Regions from separate parts of the Homo sapiens genome. Here region 1 is linked to region 2. A link is a contact called in ENCODE Hi-C or POLR2A ChIA-PET data. All regions are on one chromosome and are shown on one strand. The core of a region is the stretch at or near the end of the contact, and the rest is flanking DNA. Distances in the headings are between cores, read along the strand shown. Region 1 overlaps GFOD1 (Gfo/Idh/MocA-like oxidoreductase domain containing 1). Region 2 overlaps TBC1D7-LOC100130357 (TBC1D7-LOC100130357 readthrough).

Region 1 (5,542 bases), core at 2,552-5,051, 150 kb after region 2:
CTTATAAGGACAGCAGCCTAGGGCCTGCACGATGAATAAATCAAGACTCCGGTGAGGTATGTAAATCCCAGGCCTCAGCTGCTTTGTGATTGGTTGTCCTTGTTAAGGTTTCCTACCACACCTTGACCTTAGAGTAGCCCTCACCTCTGGGCTGGCCCCATGTGATGCAATGGTGCTCATTCTTTGTACACTTCGGGCAACTCCTGCCGGAGTTTTTAGTGACATCACAGAATTTCTTAGAGCCACAGGGCCCTGAAAGAACATCTGGTTCATTCCCCTTGGAATACAGATGTGGCGAGGTTTAGTGACTTGCCCAGACTAAGTCTGGCCTTGAAAACCTTTCTCTTCCGCCAGACTCTACTGGCCCCAAACATGGGAAGGGCTTTGACATTGACGAGGCCTTCATCCACGGCCCTCATCCATGACCCACAGGCCTGAGAGGAGGGAAACAGACCAGCAACACGGAGGCCCGAGCCTAGGGAGTGGCCTGGCTGTGCAACCAGGCCTGGTGAGGTCAGGGAGCCATCGCCAGCAGTTCAGTCATGATGTACGAGAGCTTGTAGAGAACACAGGCTCAGGGCCAGTCCACTCTGATCAACACAGGGTCACCTTGAGGTGTCTTGAGACTTCATCAGCAAAGCCCTCCGAGTAGCTGTCAAGCAGGTGGTGGCATGGGGGCTCTAGGGTCCATCAATTTGAAACCAGTAGCTTGGGGGAGAGGGGCGGCCAAAGGCCAAGCAGCTTGCCTTGGCCCCAGGCAAACAGGATGCACCATCATCTCAGGGGAGCAGGCGGGCAAGTCAGCAATTGCAGAAGGTGGCAAGGACCAGGGTTGGGAATGCTCACCCCAAAGACACGCTGGACACCAGGTTAAGGTCGGCAAACGAATGATCCTGTGTCAAATGCACCACGGGAGTGAGGGTTTCCACTGCATTCATGTGTGTGTTCCATGTCATGTTTTCTTTGACTAGGGCCCCACTCACCACCACAATTTTCCATCCTCATGCAAACGGGAAGCAGACACATGGGGATTTGGATTGGATTTAAAAGGCTCCAGTTCAGCTCAGCACTGTCTTAAATTCAGGAGATAAAAAGTTAGGTTTGGCGGGTAGTAGCTGTTTTCTATCACGTGGACTGGGAAGCAGAAAAAGTGAATGGTCAAAGAGAGATGCTCAGGTGGGAGGCAAAGGAAGAAAACTCCTGGGTTCCCTGTGTCCCTGATTCTGATCCTTCCTGAGGCTAAGCCACGGCTCTGTCTGGGGCTCCATGAGATCCAATCAAATGCAATGCCTGACCCGAGACTGGATCATATTGAGAGGGGGAGGATGCTGTAGTGGGTCAACTGGAGACACTGGCATATGGACGGTGAATTGGATAAAAGCATTGCATCGATATTAAAAATACTAAAGTTGATCATTCTCCTGTGGTTATGTAAGAAAACATGCCAGTTCTTAGGAACCACACACTTGAAGTATTTCAGACTAATGGATGGACTAATGGCATCCATCCTGGCTGTTATAACAAAACACCATAAACTGGGTGGTTTATGAACAACAGGCAGTTGTAGCTCACAGTTCTGGAGTTGGGAAGTCTAAGATCAAGGTGCCCGCAGATTCGGCATCTGGTGAGGGCTCGCTCCCTTCCTGTTTACAGGGGGCGCCTTCTCGCTGTGTCCTCACAGCAACATATAAATTTTGCAAGGATACAAACTTTCCAACCAGAGCACCCCATATCCTAATCATACCTTGCCCACCTTGCCCTCTTTTTGTCTACTCCTCAAGCAGGCTTCTGTGACTTGTAAGCAAAGCAGGCCTAACATTTACCATTAGGATCGGCTGAGCCAAGCAGGCAGACTTAGCTTCTTCACTCTGTATGACAAATAAAGCTTGTGGAAGTGTTCCAGATGAAAGGAGACTAAAGACAAGATCGCACTGCTCCCAAGCTTTGGGACTGGAGCACACCGTCTGACTCCTCTGAAGCTCAGTGTTCCTTGGCTGTAAAATATCTAGTTAGACAGTCCCACCATCCCTTTTCCAGGGATTCTGGGCCAGATGTGAAAGGGAATCTGGTGACGCATTTACTGGATGTTACGTACCATCCCTGGTGTTTTTCAGCAAACTTTGTGAACATTCACATGCCGGGAAAGAAGATAAAACTATTGCCTCACATCAGTTCAGCTCAGGTTTTATAAGCAATTGAGTTTGCACCAAACCTATCAAAGAAAGAATTCAATTTTCAAAGGTTCATTTCGTTTTGTTTTTCAAATTCAGAATTGAAGATAAGGAACTGTGTTTATCTCCTTGGGTTCTTTTGAAATTTCCATCCTGCTTCCAGGTCGATCCAGGTGCAGCATTTTGAAGAACGCCTGTTACCTTCTATTATTGCATCACTTTATGTCTCTGTCTCTCACTGGGCTGCAAGCTCTTTAAAACCCAGAGCTATTATCACAGTCATTTTTGTATGCACCTCACTACCTAGCAAAGTGTTTCATGTACAGCGAGGCTTGAATAAATGTTTATCAAATGAATAAATGCGGTTTCAAAGATAATTTCTTTTCAGTATTCAAAACACAATGCATAGTTGCAGATTTCCTAGAGTGAGCAATTATTGAGTCATTTGAAGATACATAAATCTAAAAATTCAGGTGGCAATGTCCTTATTCCTTTCAATTCACCCTTTTTAAAGCATCCTCAATAAAACTATATTCCCATAACTTTAAACAAGCAAGTCAAATAGAGGTAGTAGCAGAAGTGACAGAAGCAACTTAGATTTAGTGAAAGCTACAATATGCGAAGTATTCTTTAAAGAACTTTATGTGTATTAAATTATAACCTGTCAACCATATTTTAAAATTTGTTCATTTTACTGATATGGAAACAAGACAGGCAAGTTGCCTAAAGACACACAGCTAGTAAGTGGCAGCTGTCAATCCCAGGCCATCAGCCTCCATAACCTATGATCACATGACCTCTCACATAAGGGGAACACAAAACCCCCTTTTGCTTTCATTATGGGTTGAATTGTGTCTCCCCAAAAGATGTCACAGTCCTCACTTCCAGTACCTGTGAATGTGACCTTATTTGGAAACAGAGTTGTGGCAGATGTAATTAGTCAGGATGAAGTCATGAGGGTTGGCCCTAATCCAATATGACTGGTGCCACCTATATAAAGGAAAAATTCAGACACAGGCATGCACACAGGCAGAACCCCACTGAACATGAAAGCAGAGACGAGGTGATGCATCCTCAGGCCAAGGAGCATCAGAGACTGCCGGCAGGCCAGCAGAAGCCAGGACAGGGCTGGAACAGACTCCCTCACAGCCCTCAGAAGGAACCAGCCCTGCCCACACCTTGATACCTCCAGCTTCCAGCCTCCAGAACTGAAAAAAATTAATTTCTGTTGTTTAAGCCACCCAGCTGATGGTACTTTGTTACGGCAACTCCCGGAAACTAATATAAGCCCATCAAACTGCTAAAAGACATTAGCTAGAATCAGCAATGCCAATACATAATCCTGCAGAAGGCATGTGCATAACATAATAATTGCACCTTTGTTGGACTGAAGAGCTAAAGATACAGGACATTAATGCGGCTTCCAACTCACTGGCATGCCCCCAAGTCCTACTTCCTGGCCTTTCAGTAGCTATGTCTTAAAAAAAGAAAAAAGGAAACTAGAAACCCAAAAAACCAAGTGAAGACACATTTCCATGCTACCCGCCAGCTCCTCAGAATGAGCAATGCCACCACTCCCGTCCAGGAGCACACATGTTCCCACACTCACACATCAGCCACAAAGCAGACACTTCCCACTCTCTGCCCCGCAACCCACTGATGATATTCTCCACCCTCCCACAGACAGTGCATGAGTCACAGACAGCAGGTGGCAGCTGGGGACCACTGTCAATGCTTCCCAGTCCTTCTGTGGGCTGCAAGAGGGGGAGAGAGGTGGCCCCACAAATGGACACCAGAGCAAGAGTTTCGTAGAGGGAGGGGAGGAATCTTCAGACCCCAGGATATTAGCATCACCTCCTGGCTGTCACTCACAGCAAATTTCTGGTTGTCTTGATATCAAAAACCTGAAAGACACTGTAAAGGCATTTGGATGAGATTTTCCACCATCTGATGCAGTTGCTTCCGCTAGAGTTTAGGGTTTCGTCATCTGAGGTCTGCTGATCTAAATCTCTCTGCACGTGTGCCTGACACACCAGGGCTCTACACACAAACACACACACCCACACACGCACACACACTGGCTCTTGTCCCTGTAAGAACATAGCCTCCTGAAACAGCCCCAAAGCCTGGCAGTGAGCAATACACCCAGAGAGGTGCGGGGTGGGTCAGGTTTCTGACCCAACCCGAACTGAGTTTTGTGCTTGGGGTTAGCTCTTTTAGAAGTCCCTATCACTAAATCACCTTGGTAATTCCAGATGCCCATCAGGGATTTTGTTTCCTGAGAGTGAAGCCAACTCTGGACTCACAGAAACTGTGGGGAATGGTCCCCAGCCGGGTGGCTACCACGAATGGGAAAGCCACCTTGTCATTGGTTTGAATTGAATTATAAAAACACCTGGGATGCGAACACAGGTTATTCTAAAGAGAAAATCCTATGATATTCACCAAGGGTTGACAGTTTGACAGAGGGATGCCTAAAACTGCAGGCAAAGGAGTAAACATTAAGCCAAAACGGTAGCCCACCAGACGCCCTGCTACTGCCTGTCAGCAGCACCCCACATGGGCCAACTTTCTGTGTGAAACAAGGAAGCCCATTCAGAAGAGAAATAAATGTTTCAGCCAAATTAAGCACAGACACCCACACAAAGAGCTCTATTAGATCATGACAGGCACAGAAGGTCACCTTGCCCCATGACTTGCCTGCACTTAGGCACTGGAACACCCACCTACTGGAACTCTGCTAACAGGGAGGGGGACTCATTACCCGGAGCATCCTCAACTCCCAGTCGGTCACAGTTTAACACTGGCCTCGTCAGCCCTCTTGGTACAGCATTGTCCAATAGACAGGATGGGAGTTTACTAGAGGCATACCTCTGTCTTGACTGCTGTTTATTCAGACAAGATTGCGGGGCATGATTTTGCTACAGCAGGCCTGACAGGCTGGGGGCTCTCTCCTCATTTGGCTAAGTTCCATCATCCCAAGAAGGACATGGGTCTCAGAGGTGGGTTTTAAAGTGCAACAGCCCTACCTTGAAGCAAGATCTCAGAGGGTTGAAGGGAAATGAGGCTTCTAAGAGACTCCTTTAGCTTTTTAAAGTTTTTATCTTTTATTTTTTGAGACAGGGTCTGGCTCTGTCACCCTCTCTCATGCCAGGCTGGAGTGCAATGGCATGATCTTGGCTTACTGCAGTGTCCACCTCCTGGGCTCAAGTGATCTTCCCATCTCAGCCTCCTGAGTAGCTGGGACTACAGGCATCCACCACCACGCCCGGCTGACTTTTGTATTTTTTGCAGAGACGGGGTTTTGCCATGTTGCCCAGGCTGGTCTCAAACTCCTGAGTTCAAGTGATCCACCCGCCTCGACTTCCCAA
Region 2 (5,652 bases), core at 2,039-4,538:
GGGGGAACGAAAAAAAGAATAAGTCATTACCACTAACCTCAAAGAGGTCACATAAATCTGGGACGTAAACAGATCATTCTAAACCAATGTATTAGTCTCAATGTTTGTCTTCCCCTAAAATGTGTGTGCTGAAATCCTAGCCCCCAGGGTGATGGTATTTGGAGGTGGGGCCTTTGGAAGGTGGTGAGGTCTTGGGGTGGTTCCTCATGCATGGGATTAGGACGCTTGTAACGGGCTGAAAGAGCAGAGTTCATTCCTTCCACCAGGACACAGCAGGAAGGCACCATCTATGAACCACACAGAGGGCCCTCGCCAGACACTGAATCTGCCAGTGCCTCGGGTGTGCTAAAGGCAGCCCCTGGCTTCAAGAATCTTGCATCTTAGAGGGAAACCACATGGAACACTTAATAAAAGTTCAAGACAACCGAACAAGAGACTTCCAAACAATTATTGCTAAATGAGTGGTCCCTGAAATGTTACAGAAGCTCAGAGTTAGGAAAATGCACTTTGAGCTTGGCAGTTAACAAATTTTCAGAGAAGGCAGAGCTGAGTTAGGCCTCCAAGCATACGGTAGATTCAAACAGAGACAGTGCCTAGCCACACTCTTGCAAATGATGCTCTTGAAAATATTAAATATCCAGAGTTCCATGCTTCTAAAAGTGCTTTCACAGCCAACTCATGTGATGCTCACAAGCACGCTGGGGAGGGAGGGATGTCACAGAATCACTGTTTGATGATGGGGAAACCAAGACACAGACTGAGTGATTGGCTTGGTTTGCAAAACTAGTGAGTGGGGCAGATGCTCATGCCCCCTGCCCGGTCCAAGGCTCTTCCTGTCACCTCTTCCATTACTAAGTGAAGGGGACACAGAATCACACATCTCACAGCAATTCTACCCTTCCTCTGGAGCTTCTGGACAGACTCAGTCCACCTTCTCCCTGGTGTGGCAGCACAGGAGTTGAGAGTTTCTACTAAAGATGTCTGGAACAAAACATCTATCTGTTAAATATGTCTTCCCTGCATGCTTGTACACTCCGAGAGGGCAGATACCATGTCTTGTTCAGCAATTAAGCTCAGTACCTGGCCCATAATTAAGACTGTATTCACATATATTTTGTGATTGAATGAAAACAAATAAAAAGACAAATGAACCAAACATATCGGTCAGAGGAGGGAGAAACGGGAGGTGGGAATGCAGGCCCACTGCGGTATAGCGTGCAGCCACCTGATGTTTAGGAGTGAATCTTCCAAAGCTTCTCCTCTTTGCTGCCCCCCTCTCAAATCTTCTTAGTATTATGTCCAGAGGGCAGGCAGAAGCAGGGAAAAGAGAGATGCTAAAATGTCCAGCAAGCACCAGCTTGCTACTTATTAAGACTCTAGGAAAGGATGATGGAGAAGACCAGGAAGTGACTCTGTGATAAAGCCAGTGCTTAGCGTGAGCTCTGGCAGTCCCGAGTGCCTGCCATGTAAGTTCCTGGTAAACTGCAAAGGAAAACCTCAGTATTAGGTATGAGTTGGAGATGTGAACCTTAAGCGCTTGCTATGACATTCAATTTGGAGTTGTGCTTAGGATGAGCTTCTAGGATTCTTGTGTGTCCTTCTCTGATGACATTCTCCAACTCCCTTTGTCATTGTCCTGGAGTAAAATCAGCCCCTGGGAGGGGGCTCCCCTTATGGGGAGTTATCACCTCATCTAGAAACTGTCCACTCACTTTTTAACCTCCCCAAGGCAAGGCTGACAGAGGGACCAAAGTGGAAAGGGCGACTGGTCGGGAAAGCCATGAAAGGCCAGCACCCCCACCGTGGTCCCCCAGAAATCACTACCACCCTCTGTTCTCCACACCGCCATCCATCACCCCTCCCTCCTACTCAAACTGGTGCCAGCTCTGGAGGAACATCAGCTGATCTAGGAGCCACGGCTTGTGCCAAGAGCCACGGACAGTTTCATTTGGCACACAGTCTCAAGGAGAAACGGCTCTTTGTTTTCACCAACAGAGGAGATGCCACCAACTCCTGCTCCCCAAATTCCCACACTCCTTTCCCTCTCTGTCAAGGGCAGAGGAAAGCACCTTCTGGCCCTTCTAGACCCAAAACACCCAGCTAAAGACAAAGGCTGCTGACCTTATGTGACCCGGGCAGATTCACTGTCCACACCCCACACCCCTCACCAGGCTCCCCAAAGGCTGCCTTGGCTGGAGAACTTGGGATGTCACTCTGCTGCTTACGGTCACAGAGCTCGAGCAGGCGCTGTCACTTGGGCCATGTGAGCCAGTGACTCATTTTAGGATCTGGTCCTGGGCATCTAAGCTCTTTGCTTACCCTCCTCATCCCCACTGGCTTCCCTCCAGGTTCTTCATTTTCAGACAGAAAACACCAAAACCTTGAGTCACCATAGGGACGTGATAACCACATGACAGGAAACTTATGCAATTCAAGACAGGGCAAGTGCCTGTCATACCCAGAGCTACAGTGCAAGAAGGTCCTCGGAGCTCCTTCAGCGCATCATATGATTTCAGTGTTGCCTCATAATTTTCAGGCGAACTTTCCATTAACAAAGAAAGTGCTTCATTCTCATGAACCCTGACCTCATTTCCTGAAACAGCCTTGACACACAAGCCTGTGTACACACAATCCTCTACACAATTATACCTCGACGCAATCCATCCATTCGATTTGTCAGCAGGCCAAAGCCACACCCCCAACACACACACACTCTCCAACCTTCCTCGGCCTTCCTTTCTCCTGGCCAAGAGGACTGAGATCTTCTCTCATCTGTGTTTAAGGCAAATCTCTAGACGGGAAAGAGCAGAAACTAAATTTGATCATGTTAAATTCCAGCTTTCCAAGGGCGAGGAAGAATCTCACATTTTAGCCGCAATAGTCTGTGACAGGAACCGTGGGTTGTAATATATGAAGGAAAAATTCTGCAGTATCCTGACAAAATGTTTTGAAGAAAAGGCATATGGATGTATTTTTATCAGGAACTGCGCTCCTCACCCAAGACAGCAGGCACAAACATTTTCAAAACACTCAGCTCTCAGCAAAGTGAAATTCTGCTATGAAGCGAAACTGGATGCTCATCCTCTCCATCCACCACTTTCTCAGGATGGGCCTTAAAAAAATCATTCCGCCAATCAGTGTTTTAATAAAAACTCTCAGATTGACTAACTTCAAGAAAAAATCGCCGCCCCACACCCTACAGCCAGAAAGGTTTTACCAAACTGGGTTTGACAGAATATACTTGCAGAATATTTATTTTTAGATCTCTCAGCAGTACAGTAAGAGTCTTTCGTTTCAGATCAGCTGGCCTCCAGCCAAAGCAGCGAAGTCAGAGGAACTTCAGCCCCTAAGCCTTCCTGCTCCCTAAGAGTACCAGCGCTCCTGCCTGGCTCCGGCATAAATGGTTGGCAATAAGTCATTTTTTATTAAAATTTTAACTCTAGGCAGCAATTTTGCTTTAAAAGGTTTTTCTTTGGAGTGCATTTTTATTTTAAAAAATTAAATACTCTTGGATATGTTAGTATTCAGAAGCAGCAGATTTCAACAGCTCACACTTTCTCTGAACTTTTTTTCAACAGATATTTCACACACTAAGGAGGGCCTGAATTCTCAGAATTGTACCTCTATAAGTTCATAGCTGCCCTCGTCTTTTAGGGGGTGGGTGGAAAATCCAACTCACCACTCAGGCTCTTGCAGGTCTGAAGGCTAAACCGGTGTGAAACAAAGGGTCCCCTTTCACTCACTACTCCCAAAGCCGGGAACTATCCAGTGAAGAGTGGCCATGCCATTTACGTGGCACAAGGTGGCCCAGGGGTGATGAGCTGTTCACCTTCACCGGCCATTTCTCTCACTGCTTTAGTGCGTGGCACAGTGCACCCTAACATCCCACATTTAACACCCCATCAAGAAAAATGTGAGTGCAGCAAAATATCCAACAAGTACTTGCTCCTAGGAGCAATTCAAACACATTTTGTTCAATAATGGTTTCATTCCAACTGGCCCAAAGAGAAAAAAGAGTAAGGAATTGTTTAAAGCCTGTTTAGCAAGATGAAGCCTCAGAAGGCAGTTGGCTTGGATTTAAACACGTATTGCATCAACAAAAGCCAAATCTGAGGTGTCAACAAAAGGAAGTCACTCTTATTCTAGAAACAGACCTTGAAAGTAACTAGCTTGGTGCTAATTAGAGACAGGCAGGGCAGGCTTAGTTATGCACTGCTGGTTAACACACCCACTCACCCTGACTAAACCGCTTTAAAATCAGGGAGCTATTTTCTAACAACCCTTTTGAAATGCTATTCAGAGATGAACTTTACATTTCTATGTAACTGCAAGATGCTGCTCGCCAACACAGCAACACCAGGCATTTCAATTAAATAATTTTATTGGGGGAAAAAAACCACTTTGAGCACCAAAGCAAGAAAAGTGTATTATTCAATCAGTTTCCCAGATCACATGCCAAGAACACAATGCTCACTGTGGTGCCTGGCAGACGGTCCACAACCAGCGGGTGCGTTCAGCTTGAATGGACCGGGGTCCCACAGTGTTTGTGCCACAAGTCAATGGCCTTGCTCACGATCGCGTCTGAGCTGTCCTGGGGAATCTGTGGGCAAGCAAATCAGTCTTTGTGAAATTTCAGTGTTGACAACTTCAGTGTCTTCCCTCATTCGCTGTGGCATGAAATCCACTTCCATGGGAGTTTGCACTGTTTTTCAGAAAGTGACAGCATAAAAGACTTGCGTCACATGCTACCTGAGGACATGAAAGGGCTCCAGTGTCAGCCTGCCTGGGTTCAAATCCTGCACTGCTCACTAACTGTGCACCCCCGGGCAGGTTACCTAAGCTACCTGGGTTTCAGATCCCCATCTCTAAAATGGGGGAAATGATAGCCTGACTTCACAGAGCTGTTCACAGTAGGACATGAGGTAACCCATGGAAAATACTTAGCACAGGCTTCGCACTGCTAGCCACCTCTGGTTATAATGATGATTATTCATTTATTCAACGCATATTGACTCAGTACTTTATTATAATTTACCAGGCCATTTTTCAAATGTTAATACTATTTTAAAAATGAATAGATTTTGGATTCTGTGAAAATCATTCAGGCATAAGTCTCTTTAATCCTACTTCTTGCCTGGTAAAGGGTATTCCAAGATACATAGCGAGGGAAAAGTTAATTTCATTACCATTGCCTTTTTCAGCAATATACTAGGTTAATACTGTATATTAATAAACCCAACTGGGACTACACCAGAGACAGTAACAGAAATGAAATGGCTTACAAAATCCTCCAAAATACAGAACCCCTTTTGAACTGACAAAAATTACTCATTGTAAAATGACAGATCCCACCTATTCCTTTTCCTGACATGCCTGCTGATAGTCACATGGAGGATGAGACTCTGGTTCTAAGTGGACACATTCACGAGATGGTCTCAGACCATCATTTCCCAAAGACAGGATGCAAACTAACCCTCAGGCCAACTTTAGGCCAAACTTTTTCAGGGAAAAGTGTTTCTTATAATGTAAAAATACACTGTATGATTTCTCTGAAATAATCTAATGTAACAGGAAAATCTCACTTGCTAAAGTGACTTCATTTCTAGATTCAAAATCAAATCAAATTATTATTTCTCTTAAATAATTTCCCTA

Evidence for each region. Hi-C counts contacts between places; a loop is a spot of excess contacts on that map. ChIA-PET counts read pairs that join two places held with the same protein, here RNA polymerase II (POLR2A). Pooled maps may share reads with other maps.
Region 1: a loop to region 2 is called in a pooled map, with 8 times the contacts of the local background. The contact joins two enhancer-like sites. A Hi-C loop is called at or near these places in 2 of 37 single-sample maps with no recorded cell type and 9 of 50 pooled maps. POLR2A ChIA-PET finds 5 or more read pairs at or near these places in 2 of 52 experiments (activated CD4-positive, alpha-beta T cell and activated T-cell).

What each region holds. Positions count from the first base shown.
Region 1 is chr6:13,450,895-13,456,436 of GRCh38, forward strand. All of the region lies in intron 1 of GFOD1 (Gfo/Idh/MocA-like oxidoreductase domain containing 1), which reads right to left. Among named protein-coding and RNA genes, the nearest start is that of GFOD1-AS1, 33 kb to the right of the region's middle. Within about 2 kb of position 3,802, at least 23 of the 41 ENCODE cell types and tissues checked have a DNase peak (open chromatin) inside an H3K27ac peak, as active enhancers do.
Region 2 is chr6:13,300,588-13,306,239 of GRCh38, forward strand. It overlaps TBC1D7-LOC100130357 (TBC1D7-LOC100130357 readthrough), which reads right to left. Exons shown (of 9, transcript NM_001318809.2): 8 at 4,475-4,600. The coding sequence ends at 4,514. TBC1D7 (TBC1 domain family member 7) reads right to left here. Exons shown (of 8, transcript NM_016495.6): 8 at 4,364-4,600. The coding sequence ends at 4,514. Among named protein-coding and RNA genes, the nearest start is that of TBC1D7, 25 kb to the right of the region's middle. RefSeq lists an enhancer at 2,514-2,563. Within about 2 kb of position 3,289, at least 33 of the 41 ENCODE cell types and tissues checked have a DNase peak (open chromatin) inside an H3K27ac peak, as active enhancers do.